Linked DNA regions of Homo sapiens: regions 1 and 2 are each linked to region 3. Evidence: chromatin contacts called from ENCODE Hi-C or POLR2A ChIA-PET data. All regions are on one chromosome and are shown on one strand. The core of a region is the stretch at or near the end of the contact, and the rest is flanking DNA. Distances in the headings are between cores, read along the strand shown.

Region 1 (4,592 bases), core at 1,048-3,547, 780 kb after region 3:
TTTGGCTGTTTTCCAGCTATATGACCTTGGGCAAGTTATTTAACCTCTCCGGGCCTCAGAGCTTCCTCTGTAAAATGGAGATGGGTAATAGTTCCTGCCTCACAGAGTTTGTTATGAAGATTAGTTACTCATAAAGCATTTAGCTCAGTGCCTGGCACATAGTGAGTGCTCAAAACATGCTACCTGGCCAGGCGCGGTGGCTCACACCTGTAATCCCAGCACTTTGGGAGGCCAAGGCAGGCAGATCGTTTGAGCTCAGGAGTTCAAGACCTGTCTGGGTAACATAGAGAGACCCTGTTTCTACAAAAAAATACTAAAAATTAGCCAGGCATGGTGGCATGCACCTGTAGTCTTGGCTACTTGGGAGGCTGAGGTAGGAGGATCTGCTTGAGCCCAGGAGGTGGAGGTTGCAGTGAGCTGAGATCACACCAGCGTGCTGTGACGCACTCCAGCTTGGGCGACAGAGTGAAACTCTTATTGACTCAAGAAAAAAAAAAAAAGCTAGCTATTGTTATTATTTAGGACACACCTGGCTTTTCTTATATAGTAGATATAACAAGTTTCCCTTAATAAATGTATGTAAACTTTTAAAATGTGGATCTATTTAAAGAACAAATATTAAGTAAACAGCACAGTAAGTTGTACAAGGATGTGTCTACATTGCACAGGCAGGTGGATCCTGAAATGTGGGAAATACAGCCCCAGAGAAGTCTCCAGCCACCAGCAGCTGTTAGAAAGGGAAATCGCATGTTGGGAAGGGAATTTTAGGAAGTTTACTCTGGAAGCCAATGTCAAGGCCACACTATAGAGGAAGATCTGTGAGAAGGTTGGGACAAAAGTCCAGGAGAGAGTTGACGAGAGCCCCACCGCAGCAGGGGCATAGCAGCGGGGGCAGCTCTGACATCTGTTTCAGAGTCTCTGGCTTCTGCTAGAGGAAGGAGAGTAGAAAACAGGATCAGCAGCTGGGGCGTCTGGGGCCAGAGGACCAAGTACAAAGAACGTGGGGCGGAGGTGGGGAAGCTGGTGCATGGCGTGGGGTGGAGGGGGGAGTGTCTGGGGAAGGCTAGAGAGCAGAGCATTAGACTCACAGAGACTGGGCCAGGGCTGATTCTATTTCCCAGAAGTCCAGACTAAAATGAGGTTGGTTTGGGGAACTGAGAAGTTTCTCGCCCATCTTCAGGGTTGATCAATCATCAGTGAGGGACAAGAAATGACATGGGACAAGGCAACAGATAGAAGCTGGGAGCTAAACTTAGCTATAACTGACAGAGCTGCTGCTATCACATGGAGGGCCTCTATGCAAATTTTAAAAGGGCGGCCCTTCCTCTGGGCCATAGGCATGCCCTGTGCCAGGCAGCCCTGCTAACCTATCCCATAGCTTATCTGTGCCCCCAATCCCTTTCTCGTCATGCACTCCCCAGTATGGGGTTGATGGGGAGTCTAGGTGAGTCCCGCGTCTCACCTTTCAGGATGGCCTGCAGCGAGGCCACCTCCTCTTGGCACTGCCGCTGCACCGCAGCCACAGCCTCGGCCTTCGTGCTCTCGCTCACCTCTGCCACAGCCTTCATGGTTTCCATTTCTGCCAGGGCGCCTGCCAGCTCAGCCCGAAGCCGGCTGAGCTCACCTGACTCGGCCTCACCATTTGCCCCTTCCTGGGACCGGGAGTCCTCCAGTGCTGTGGGGGACAGGGATCAGCCTCTCTTCCCATCTCTTACCCCAGGCCACCTACCGGCTTAGCAAGTCCTGCAACCTAGTACTGTTGCCTTCATCTGGGGCCTCCTTCACCTGGGCCCGCCCGGCTCACCTGGCCCCGCCCCTGCCCCGCCCCCTTCCCACTCGCTCTGCCGGGTGCTGCCTACACTCCATCTCTTCGCGGTGGCCAGTTTCACTCAGTCCTCTCTTCGGTCCCACCTGGCCCCGCCCTCCTAGTGGCCGCGCCCCTTCCTCACCGGGCCCCACTTCGCACCTGTCACTGGCCCTACCCCTTCAATGGCCGGGCCACGCCCCCTTTTGCCTGTGGCTGTAGGCCCCGCCCCCTTTCCCGACGGCGTGGCCCCGCCCCTTCCTCCATCATCCCTCTCCACCCCCCATCCGCAGGTGGCTGGCTCGGCCCCGCCCCCAGCATCACCGTTCCCCGCTTGCACGGACGCCCCCTCACGTACCAGCCCCCGGCCGCCGCCGCCGCTCATCGTCGTCCGCGGCCACCGGCGCAGCTGCCGCCATTGCCTCAGCGCAAACGGCGGATTCCCGCACTCCCTGGTGACGGAGCGCACCGCTTCCGGGTCCTCTCGGCTGTTTCCGGATCCGCTCGGCTGTTTCCGGATCGGCCCCGGGCTGGAGGCCCCGGACGGAGGATGGGGGGATTGCCGAGCCTCGGCCGAAGATTCCCGAGTCGGCCCCCGGCCCCGGCCCCGGCCCCGCCCCGGCTCTTCTTGGCTGGGTCGCGCGGTTCGGGAGGACGCCTGCCTTTCAAGCCCGGAAGAGGATCCTTAAGAGGTCTTGCCCGGCGTCTCTCCGTGACCTTGGAAGCCCTGCTCCAATTATGCCTCCTCCGGGACACCGGCCTGCGGAGAGCTCCCCCTCGCTCCCTCGCTGCCCCTGCCCGGAGCCAGCCTTTGATCGGCTCCGGCCGCCCTTCCGCCCGAGCCTGGCTTGCGTTACCGCGAATTGTGGCGGGGCCCTCCCTGCACCTCCGCCCTCTTGGAGCGTCCCTCGGGGCAGGGCCGGGTCGGCTTCATTTTTCTGAGCGCCTCGGAGTCCCCGCGTAGTTAGTCGGAGTCTGAAACTTGCACGTCCCCACCCCCATTTTGTTACTCAGCCAGTCACCGCTTCCTGCTGGCCCCCCTTTCCTCCTCCCAACGCCCTCAAATCCCTCCTCTCCTCTCCGCCTGTGTCTAGATCAGGCTCTTTATCTGTGACCTCCACCCGGACGGTGACAGGCAATTCAGATTTATGTCCAGAGCCTTGGTTCCCCTTCCCTCAAACCTTTTTTCCCTCTGTAAAGGACACGCCAGGAACCTGGAAGTCCTTGATTCTACGTGTCCTCCTGCAAGTCCCGTAAACTCTACTTCCAATGTGCTGACTATTCCAGAATGTGCCCCTTTTTCTCCATCTCCAGCGCTAACACTCCGTCCCAGCTCCCATCACTTCTCCTGAACTTCCGCAGTGTCGACTCCACCCTTTAATTAATTAATTCTCCGTAAAGCAGCTGGAGCGATTTTTGTAAAACAGATAATGCAGTTTGAAAATGGCCAAAGGTAGAACGCTTTTACACTGTTGGTGGGAATGTAAATTAGTTCAACCATTGTGGAAGACAGTGTGGTGATTCCTCAAAGACCTAGAACCAGAAATACCATTTGACCCAGAAATCCCATTACTGGGTATATACCTAAAGGAATATAAATCATTCTATTACAAAGATACATGCACGAGTATGTTCATTGAAGCACTATTCAAAATAGCAAAGACATGGACTCAACCCAAATGCCCATCAATGATAGACTGGATAAAGAAAATGTGGTACATATACACCATGGAATACTATACAGCCATAAAAAGGAACGAGATCATGTCCTTTGCAGGGACATGGATGAAGCTAGAAGCTATTATCCTCAGCAAATTAATGCAGCAACAGAAAGCTAAACATGCATGTTCTCACTTATAAGTGGGAGCTGAACAATGAGAACACATGGACACAGGGAGGGGACCAACACACATGGGGGCCTGTGGGGTGGGTGTTGGGAGGGGGGAGGGAGAGCATCAGCAAGAGTAGCTAATGCATCCTGGGCTTGATACCTAGGTGATGGGTTAATGGGTGCGGTAAACTACCATGGCAGATGTTTCCCTGTGTAACAAACCTGCACATCGTGCACATGTACCCCAGAACTTGAAATAAAGAAAATGGACAAAGGATATGAACGGATATTTCACTGCTGTCACAGGTGGCAATATGTGCATGAAAAGATGTTAAACATCATTAGCTATTTATTCGGGAAATACAAATTAAAACCACAATTGCTTTCATCACTACGCACTTCTTGGAATGGCTAAAATAAGAATGCTAACACCAAATGCTGGTGAGTATGTGGAGAAACTAGGTTTCTCATATTTTGTTGATGGGAATGTGAAATGGTATAGCCACTCTGCAAAAAGAGTATGGCAGTTTTGAACAAAACTAAACACGCACTTACTTTTTCATCAAGTATAAAACCAAGTGTTTTCCACCAAGCTTGGAGCTGAGGTCTCGGCTCAAATGTTACCTCCTCAGTGAGGCCTTCCCTGATCACCCTAACTAAAATAACCACCTCTGGCTGAGTGTGGTGGCTTATGCCTATAATGCTAGCACTTTAGGAGGCCAATGGCAGGAGGATCACTTGAGCCCAGGGGTTCGAGACCAGCCTGAACAACATAGTGAGACCTCATCTCTACAAAAAATTAAAAAATTAGCTGGGCATGGCCGGACACGGTGGCTCACGCCTGTAATCCCAGCACTTTGGGAGGCTGAGGAGGGCGGATCACGAGGTTAGGAGATCAAGACCATCCTGGCTAACATGGTGAAACCCTGTCTCTACTAAAAATACAAAAAATTAGCC
Region 2 (4,467 bases), core at 1,469-3,968, 730 kb before region 3:
TGAATTGTCCCCGGGGAGTTGGGGCAAGTGCACCAGCCCGGGTCCTAGCCCAGGCCCCTGCCATCCCCCACTGTGTGAACAGGACAAGGCCCTGGGCCTCTCTGGGCCTCCTTTCCCCATCTGCCAAGCGGGCTTGACTAGGACGAGGGCTTGCCAACTTTCCCCAGAATGAATCAGTAACACCAGTCCACTTTGGCCAGGGCCAGGGCGGGCTGATGGGGGCTGCTGGGAACTGAGGGGAGAGAGACGGTGGGTGGCCAGCTCCGCTCCATCTCGTGGCATAGTTCAAAGCCTCCTTTCACTGCTCTACAAGCGGCCCCTCCTGGGCTGGAGGAAATGGAGCTGGAGTGAGATCTGGCTGCAGAGGCTGAGAGATTGCAAGGTTTGGGCAAGGCTGCAGAGGATGGCAGGGCTTGCAGGGAGATAGAGATTGCACAGGCAGCGGGGGTGGGGAGTGGGGGGTGCGGGTGCTGGGACTGGGACCTCATGCTCCACAGCTAGGAGAGGTTGCACAGGCTGGAAGAAGTGCCAGGAGGGAAAGATTGCTGGAGCTAATAGAGATTTGCTGCCTGGCTAGGAGAGAGAGATAGGCTGAGAGGTCGCACAGCCTCAGAGGTTGCACGAGCTGGGGAGGAGAAGGCCCTTCCTCTCACCTTCGTCTTCTACTGATTAACTGTAAGCCTGAGGTCCCCAACATACCTGCCTTCAGACACCCATAACCCACCCCTTGCCACTGGCGAAAAAAAAAAAGATGAAAAGCAACTAACACTAACCACACACCTAATACTAACCACACTAACCTGCCTCACACTCCGCATCCAGGCTAAGCCTGCTGCCCCCATTCCACAGATGAGGAAAGCTGAGGCTCAAAGAAAGGCAGAGATACGGCCAAGTTCCCACTGTGAGTGAATGGCAGAGTCTGCTTTCTGACCCAGGGCCACTGGGCTAGTTCTTCCCCAGCCTGAGAACCCACTGAGATGAGAACTTGCTGTGTGACCCTGGGCAGCCCACTGTCCTTCTCTGAAAGTTCCTTGTTACTAATCTGATGACATTAGTCATGATTATTCACACTCTGGAAGCAGAAGATGTTGCCTGAGGTGGGTCTGGGGGGAGTTTCTGGGGACAGTGAGGAAGCTAATGAGGAAAGCAGGACCTCTTAGGGGCTGTCTCCATTTTTAGCCTCATTCATTCATTCACTTAACATTCTTCTTCAGCTACTTATGGGGCACCTACAGGTCCCCTTCTCTGCACTAGGGATACTGTGCTGAACAAAATAGGTCAATTACCCAGCCTCTGAGAGCTCATGCTTCAGTACAGAAACAAGTTACAAACACATACACAGAGACATTTACAAAACGATTCCTCATCTTACACCTGCTATGAAGGAGACAAACTAGGGGATGTGGGCTACAGAGATCTGTGGCGTAGACCCAGTTCAGATAGGGTTGCCTCTTTGAAGAGGCAACACTGAACTTGAAACCTGAGGATGAGAAAGGAAAGAAGCTGGGGGAAAAGCATTCTAGGCAGAGGGAAAGGCATGTCCAAAGGCCCTGATGCAGGAAAAAAAGATTGAAGCATTAAAGCTTTTATCCTCGGCCAGGTGCGGTGGCTCATGCCTGTAATCCCAGTATTTTGGGAGGCCAAGGAGGGTGGATCACCTGAGGTCAGGAGTTTGAGATCAGCCTGACCAACATGGTGAAACCCTGTCTCTACTAAAAATACAAAGTTAGCCAAGCTTGGTAGCCCATGCCTGTAATCCCAGCTACTTGGGAGGCTGAGGCAGGAGACTCACTTGAACCCGGGAGGCGGAGGTTGCAGTGAGCCAAGATCGTGCCACTGCACTCCAGCATGGGCAACAGAGCAAGACTCCATCTCAAAAACAAAACAAAACAAACAACAACAAAAAACGTATCCTCACCAAATACATAAGGCTCTCAATCCCCTAAAGCTCCAGAAAAATGGGTCAAAAAGGGTAAGATTTAACTTTGGAGTGTACGGTCTACATAGGTCTTAACATTGAGGATAATGTTTGTTCACAATTCGTTTCCATAGAAAGCATTCTCTTTCATTTAGTCACTCATGTAGCAAATGTTTTGAGCACCCACTGTAGGCACTGGTTAGTTACTGGGGATTCAGCAGTAACAAAGAAACACACTGTCCCTGCCTAGATGGTGCCCAGAATATAGATGAAAACACCATGAGCTATGTACTATGTGGAGGGTGGACCCCAGAGGAAGGAGTGACTCATGCTCTTTGGAGAGGTCAAAGATTGACAGAGGAGCTGCCATTTGAATGGGATTTTGAAGACTGAGTAGGAGGCTAACAGTCAGTCAAAAAGGGCAGATAGTTTCCGTGGCTAAAACAGCACATGCACAGGTGTGCAAGCCAGGTGAATGGAGCATGTTGGTGAGGCTGTCAGTGGTCTGATGAGCCTGAAGTCCAGTATGAATACTGGGGGCTAGATCCCGAAATGCCTTGAATACCAGACAAGGAATTTGGGGTTTTTCTTTTGTGGATAACAGAGAGCCATGGAATGACACGGTTGGAGTAAGAATGGAGTTGGAGGAACCACAGCTCTGTAGCTATAGCAGGAAGGTCAGAGAGGAGGACCAGCAGGAGAGCAGGTGGGCAGAAGTCCTTGAAGACCCTGGATAACTTTAGGAGTTCTTTCTTCTGTGTTCCCTCTCGGGAAGTCCCTCCGCCTTAACACTTCCTCTTCTGGTGACCTGTTGGCTCCTGTTCCTGGCACTTCTGGGGAGTCCCTCTTCGCCCACCTCATTTCTTTGTGATCCCTATAGGAAATAGGGCCATTTTACTTTTACCACACTACCCACCTTTCACTTTCAGCCCCATGTCCCTACCTGGGTCACATTGCAGAGAATGGCCGACTTGAGGAACTAGACGCATCCCATTCCTCAATCGTGTGACAGAAAAAAGATACAGGGAAACCAAGAACTTGGGTTCTTTCCAGTGTGGGGAGGTTGTAAATAATGGCTGCTATGAACATGCTGGTACATGTCTGCTTGGGCACATATGCTTGCATTTCTCTTTGGTTATATAACTTGGAAGTGGAAATGTTGAGTCTCTGCTCAGCAGAAGTTTTCCAAAGTGGTTGTGTCGATTTACACTCTTACCAGAATATTGAGTAGAGACAGAGAGTTTAGTTACTCTGTATCCTTTTCAGCACTTGGAATTGTGTTTATTTCTCTCTCTCTCCATATATATATTTATAAAAATAAATTATATATGTTTATTATATATAATTTATATTTTATAAATATATATAATATTTATAAATAAATATTTTTATATTTATATTTTATTATAAATTTACATATATATATAATTCTTTCCCTCTTCCTCTTTCAGTTTCTTTTCCATTCTCTTAATGGAAACTTTTGATCAATAAAAAATCTTAATTTTCATGAAGTTTATTTATAAATCTTTCTTTATGACCAGAACTTTCTATGTGCTGTTTAAGAAGTGTTGCCTGCAATAAAGTGATAAAAATATTATTCTGTGTTTTCTTCTAGACGATTTACTGTTTTACCTTTCACATTTAGGTCTACAGTCTATCTGTAGTTTATTTTTCTGTATGGTGTAAGGTAGGGGTCAAGGTTTACTTTTTCCATATGAATATTCAATTAATATACCATCATTTAAGAAAACATGTTTTCTCTCCACTGCCTTGCACTGGTGACTTACTGAAAATCAAGTGGTTGAATACATGAGTTTATTTCTACTGTTTCTGTTCTTTTCCATTGGTTAGTTTGTTTTTCCTTGCAACAATGCCATACTTTCTAAATTACTTTATAAATCTTGACATTCTTCTTCAAAATTGTCTAAACTATTTTCAGTCCTTTGTATTTCTATATAAATTTTAGAACTATCTTGTCAATTTCCACCAAAGAAAATCTTGCTGGAGATTTTTTTCTTGAAACTTTGGATTTTACTGAAACTTTACTTCAATTTGGGGGGGACTAGCATCCTTAAAGTATTAAATTTTCCAATCCATGAACATAGTATGTACCACCACTTATTTATGTTTTCTCTAATTTTTCTTAGTAATGTCTTGTAGGTTTCTGTGTAGAAGTCTTGTACATCAACTAGGTGCAGTGGCTGACACCTGTAATCCCAGCACTTTGGGAGGCCAAGGTGGGTGGATCTTTTGAGGTCAGGAGTTCGAGACCAGCCTGGCCAATGTGGTGAAACCCTGTCTCCACTAAAAATACAAAAATTAGCTGAGTGTGGTGGTGCATGCTTGTAATCCCAGCTACTCAGGAGGCTGAGGCAGAATTGCTTGAACCCAGGAGGCGGAGGTTGCAGTGAGCAGAGACTGTGCCTCTAGTGACAGAGCTGAGTGACAGAGCAAGACTCCATCTCAAAAAAAAAAAAAAAGTCTTGTACATCTTTCATTAGATTTCTTCTCGGATATTTGATTTTTTGATGCTGATGTAAATGGCATAA
Region 3 (4,394 bases), core at 36-2,535:
TCAAACTAAAAGGAGACAGACAAATCCAAAATTATTTTTGGAGAATTCACCCCCCTCTCAGTAACTGATAGAATAAGTAGGATAAAGACAACATGTACAGGCTGGGCGCAGTGGCTCACGCCTGTAATCCCAGCACTTTGGGAGGCCAAGGCAGGCGGATCACCTGAGGTCAGGAGTTCCAGACCAGCCTGGCCAACGTGGCAAAACCCTGTCTCTACTAAAAATACAAAAATTAGCCAGGCGTGGTGGCGGGCACCTGTAATCCCAGCTACTTGGGAGGCTGAGGCAGGAGAATCGCTTGAACCTGGGAGGTGGAGGTTGCAGTGAGCCGAGATCACACCATTGCACTCCAGCCTGGGTGACAGAGCAAGACCCCATCTCAAAAAAAAAAAAAAAAAGACATGTACAAATTAAACTAGAAAACAATAACAAAAAGGTATATGGAAAATCCCCAAATATTCGGAAACTAAACAGGAAATCTCCAAAGAAATTAGAAAATATTTTAAATCAAATGAAAATTAAAATGTAACATTAAAATTTGAAGGATAGCCGGGCGTGGTGGCTCACGCCTGTAATCCCAGCACTTTGGGAGGCCAAGGCGGGCGGATCACAAGGTCATGAGATTGAGACCAACCTGACCAACATGGTGAAACCCTGTCTCTACTGAAAATACAAAAATTAGCTGAGTGTGGTGGTTTGTGCCTGTAATCCCAGCTACTCGGGAGGCTGGGGCAGGAGAATTGCTTGAACCCGGGAAGCAGAGGTTGCAGTGAGCCAAGATCACGCCACTGCACTCCAGCCTGGTGACAGAGTGAGACCCCGTCTCAAAAAAAAAAAAAAAAATTTTTTTTGAGGGATAAAGCTAAAGCAGGGCTTAGAAGGAAATTTACAGCATTAAATGCTTATATACACCACAGAGATAAGCCTATAAGCCTCAAGTTCTGAGAGTTAAATAAAATTATACATGTTAAGGCAACTACATAGTAGGTGCTCAATAAAATATATATGAATAAAGAACAAATGAACAAAGAAATGAATGAAAAACACACAGGTGATAAACAGACAAAATTCCAAGTCAGGTAAATACAAAGGATTGAAGCATATTCCTGGATAGCTTTTTCAACTCAATAAAGCAACTAAGACTCTATTCACTTGCCCTGTGGGGCAGTCAAGAGCAAGAACTAGAAAGCTGCTAGAGCTCTGATCTAAACCTAGTTCACACCTTTATTGCACCACAATGTCATGTGTAACAGTGGCACTTCCTCTTTATTAAGCAGGTTCACCCACTCCAAAAAGCAAGGAGCAGTTTTTCTCACCCTCACTCACATTTGTTTACAGTCCTATCTAATGTCACCAGAATCCCTACGTTGGTTTGTGGCCAGCACTTGCCAGAAGTCTAGTCACAAAGAGGCTCACAGAACATGACACAATGACTTTAGGTTGCTTCACACACTCAGGTTTCTTCACCTTCCTGTAAAAATAAGTTTCTACACAGGTGACTCCCTTCACATTGACAAGCACAAAGAGCCGGAAGTGAGAGAGAAAGGGGAGGTGAACCAATGCTTATTTGCTGAGCACCTACTGTCAGCCAAGGCACTTTACGCTCATTAGTTCATCCCACTTTCTCAACAATCTGTGAGGAAGGCACAACCATCCAAAAGCACAAACAAGGAAAGGGAAAGGAAAATCCGGGCCTTTCCATGCCACCACCTCAAAATACAGATCAGGATGATCTACCCCATCGGCCATTCCACTCTGCAGGAATGGCTACAGAACATTTACCCCATTAACACTGGGGCTCAGGCTCTCTCAAGTCCCCACAGTCTCTCATCAAGAAATTCCTCTCACACCTGTAATCCCAGCACTTTGGGAGGCCGAGGCGGGTGGATCATGAGGTCAGGAGATCGAGACCACCCTGGCTAACACGGTGAAACCCCGTCTCTAATAAAAATACAAAAAATTAGCCGGGCGTGGTGGCGGGCACCTGTAGTCCCAGCTACTCGGAAGGCTGAGGCAGGAGAATGGTGTAAACCCAGGAGGCGGAGCTTGCAGCGAGCCAAGATCGCGCCACTGCGCTCCTGACCAGGCAAGTGAGCATGCAGAGCTCCAATTTCCAAGCTCCTAGGACCAAAAATAAATCTATGTATATTTGTGCTTCTAAATTTGTAGCCTACAATGCTTACCACTTTGTTGTGATGAATGATGCAAAACCTTTAAACCACAGGGGACAGGAAATGAGTGCTGCCTTTGTGACTTAACCACACCTACATTTCCCATTTAAGACAGCAAGAAAACATTTTTGACTACTTCCTGCAAGATTAGTTGCTTCTGAAATATGATTCCAGAACATCCCAACTTCTCTCTGGTATATTTTATCAGTTGACAAACATTTGATCACATGTGCATGCTCTTAGTTAACATAAATGTGGTCATCACCAGAAGCCAGTGTTCTTCAGCAGCTGCTCCTGCAAAACAGCATATCTCTGATATATTAAGAGTCTCTCATAGTCTGGAGTGGTGAATGTTAAGGGTTACAGAAAAAATTATAAGCTGAAGTTGAAATATTTTCTTTGTGCAGCCCACTGGACTAACACATGTTCTTTGTAGTCTACTGTCTTAGACCACTAAGGGGTATCTGACAGGACATGCAGTTCCCCAGACGGTGGTTACTATTTAACAGCACTAACCAGAGGAGCTTGGAGGGGTTTTTGTTGTTGTTGTTGTTTTATTTTATTTTAGAGACAGAGTCTTGCTCTGTCGCCCAGGCTGGAGTGCAATGGCATGATCATAGCTCACTGTGGCCTCCAACTCCTGGGCTTAAGCAGTCCTCCTGCTTCAGCCTCCTGAGTAGCCGGGACTACAGGCATGCACCACCATGCCTGGATAATTTTTGTATTTTTTGTACAGACAGAGTCTTGCTATGTTGCCCAGGCTGGTCTCAAACTCCTGGGCTCAAGTGATCCTCCCACCTTGGTCCCCACAAGGAGCTGGAACTACACGTGCACACTACCATGTCTGGCTAATTTGTTTTTTAAGTTTTTGTAGAGACAGGGTCTCATTATGTAGGCCGGGCTGGTCTCAAACTCCTGCCCTCAAGTGATCCTCCTGCCTCAGTCTCCCAAAGTGCTGGGATTACAAGAATGAGCAATGGCACTTGGCCTGTTGTTTTATTTTTCAAAGGCATAAAGGCATTATATGAAAGTGTTATGTTTAAAAAAGAATAAATCATGAAAAATTAAAAAGCCTCATTTAGGATGATAATCACATGATCAATGAGAAAAATTCCCACTGTTTCAAGTGGTCAGCCAGAACAACTGACAACTGTGACATTAGACAACAGATGCCAGGGCAGGCAGGTAAACATCTGCAGGTGGGCTAAAGGCCTTTAGACTGTCCAGGGGCCATGCCACCTAACGCTACAGTCACAACCACAGTCTAAAGGCAGTAACATCTTCTATTATTCATCATTGCTGTTGTCATCACTGTGACCATTTACTGAGTGCCTAATACATCTAGATGCTGTGCCAGGTATTTTACATACATGATTTCCTTGAATCCTAACCATCCTGCAAGAGAAGTGTTAAGTACGTCCATTTTGCAAGAGGAAATGTGATCAGCATATAACTTGACCAAAAGTAACACGGCTAGCCTAAAGCAAAAAAAGAATTTAAATTCTCTATACCACTGCTCTATTAGTATAATGATCTGCAAAAGTGTGTGTTTAATACTAATAATCTGCTAGTATATATTTTCTCAACAGGACCATATTCTTCACATCTCTCATTTGTACTTTGTTTTTGTTTTTTTAAACAGTCTCATTCTGTCGCCTAGGCTGGAGTCCAGTGGTATGATCTTGGCTCACTGCAACCTCTGCCACCCGGGTTCAGGAGATTCTCCTGCCTCAGCCTCCCAAGTAGCTGGGATTACAGATGCCTGCCACCACGCCCAGCTAATTTTTGTGTTTTTAGTAGAGACAGGGTTTCACCTTCTCAGCCAGGCTGGTCTTGAACTCCTGACCTCGTGGTCCCCCTGCCTTGGCCTCCTAAAGCGCTGGGATTACAGGCAGGAGCCACCGCACTCGGCCTTGTACTGTTTTTTAAAAAGCATTTTCATATTAATCATTTCCTCAGTTTATTCTCACAACAAGCTTGAGAGATATGAAGGAATATCTACCACTAAATATAGAAAAATGAGGCATAGTCCCAGAACCAAAAAGATATGCCTATTTAGCATGCAAGAAAGATTATTTTGGCAAAAGTAACTTTTCCTTCAAGAATCTCATTTCAAAAACATAATTACTTAAAGTTGGCAACTTCACCAAAAACAGGATCTCCTGTGTGTAATACGATTTCTGATATATGAACGTACTACCTATAATCACACATGTGACCTGA

Evidence for each region. Hi-C counts contacts between places; a loop is a spot of excess contacts on that map. ChIA-PET counts read pairs that join two places held with the same protein, here RNA polymerase II (POLR2A). Pooled maps may share reads with other maps.
Region 1: a loop to region 3 is called in a map of CD8-positive, alpha-beta T cell, with 7 times the contacts of the local background. The contact joins the promoter of RABEP2 here to the enhancer-like site in region 3. A Hi-C loop is called at or near these places in 1 of 168 maps with a recorded cell type or tissue (CD8-positive, alpha-beta T cell), 1 of 37 single-sample maps with no recorded cell type and 8 of 50 pooled maps.
Region 2: a pooled map shows a loop between it and region 3 (2.5-fold over the local background). The contact joins two enhancer-like sites. A Hi-C loop is called at or near these places in 1 of 168 maps with a recorded cell type or tissue (B cell) and 4 of 50 pooled maps. POLR2A ChIA-PET finds 5 or more read pairs at or near these places in 1 of 52 experiments (activated T-cell).

Annotation. Positions count from the first base shown.
Region 1 is chr16:28,922,941-28,927,532 of GRCh38, forward strand. RABEP2 (rabaptin, RAB GTPase binding effector protein 2) reads right to left here and starts at 2,298. Exons shown (of 13, transcript NM_024816.3): 1 at 2,163-2,298; 2 at 1,463-1,675. The coding sequence starts at 2,223. RefSeq lists enhancers at 1,430-1,519, 1,550-1,779, 2,758-3,341 and silencers at 1,940-2,159, 2,190-2,539.
Region 2 is chr16:27,405,950-27,410,416 of GRCh38, forward strand. The region is part of intron 1 of IL21R (interleukin 21 receptor); the gene reads left to right. Among named protein-coding and RNA genes, the nearest start is that of IL21R, 6.0 kb to the left of the region's middle. RefSeq lists enhancers at 1-102, 1-326, 1,979-2,118, 2,129-2,258, 2,279-2,418 and 1 more. Within about 2 kb of position 2,719, at least 7 of the 41 ENCODE cell types and tissues checked have a DNase peak (open chromatin) inside an H3K27ac peak, as active enhancers do; they include B cell, where a contact is called at or near this core.
Region 3 is chr16:28,139,851-28,144,244 of GRCh38, forward strand. All of the region lies in intron 9 of XPO6 (exportin 6), which reads right to left. Among named protein-coding and RNA genes, the nearest start is that of XPO6, 70 kb to the right of the region's middle. RefSeq lists an enhancer at 1,776-1,825. Within about 2 kb of position 1,286, at least 14 of the 41 ENCODE cell types and tissues checked have a DNase peak (open chromatin) inside an H3K27ac peak, as active enhancers do; they include B cell and CD8-positive, alpha-beta T cell, where a contact is called at or near this core.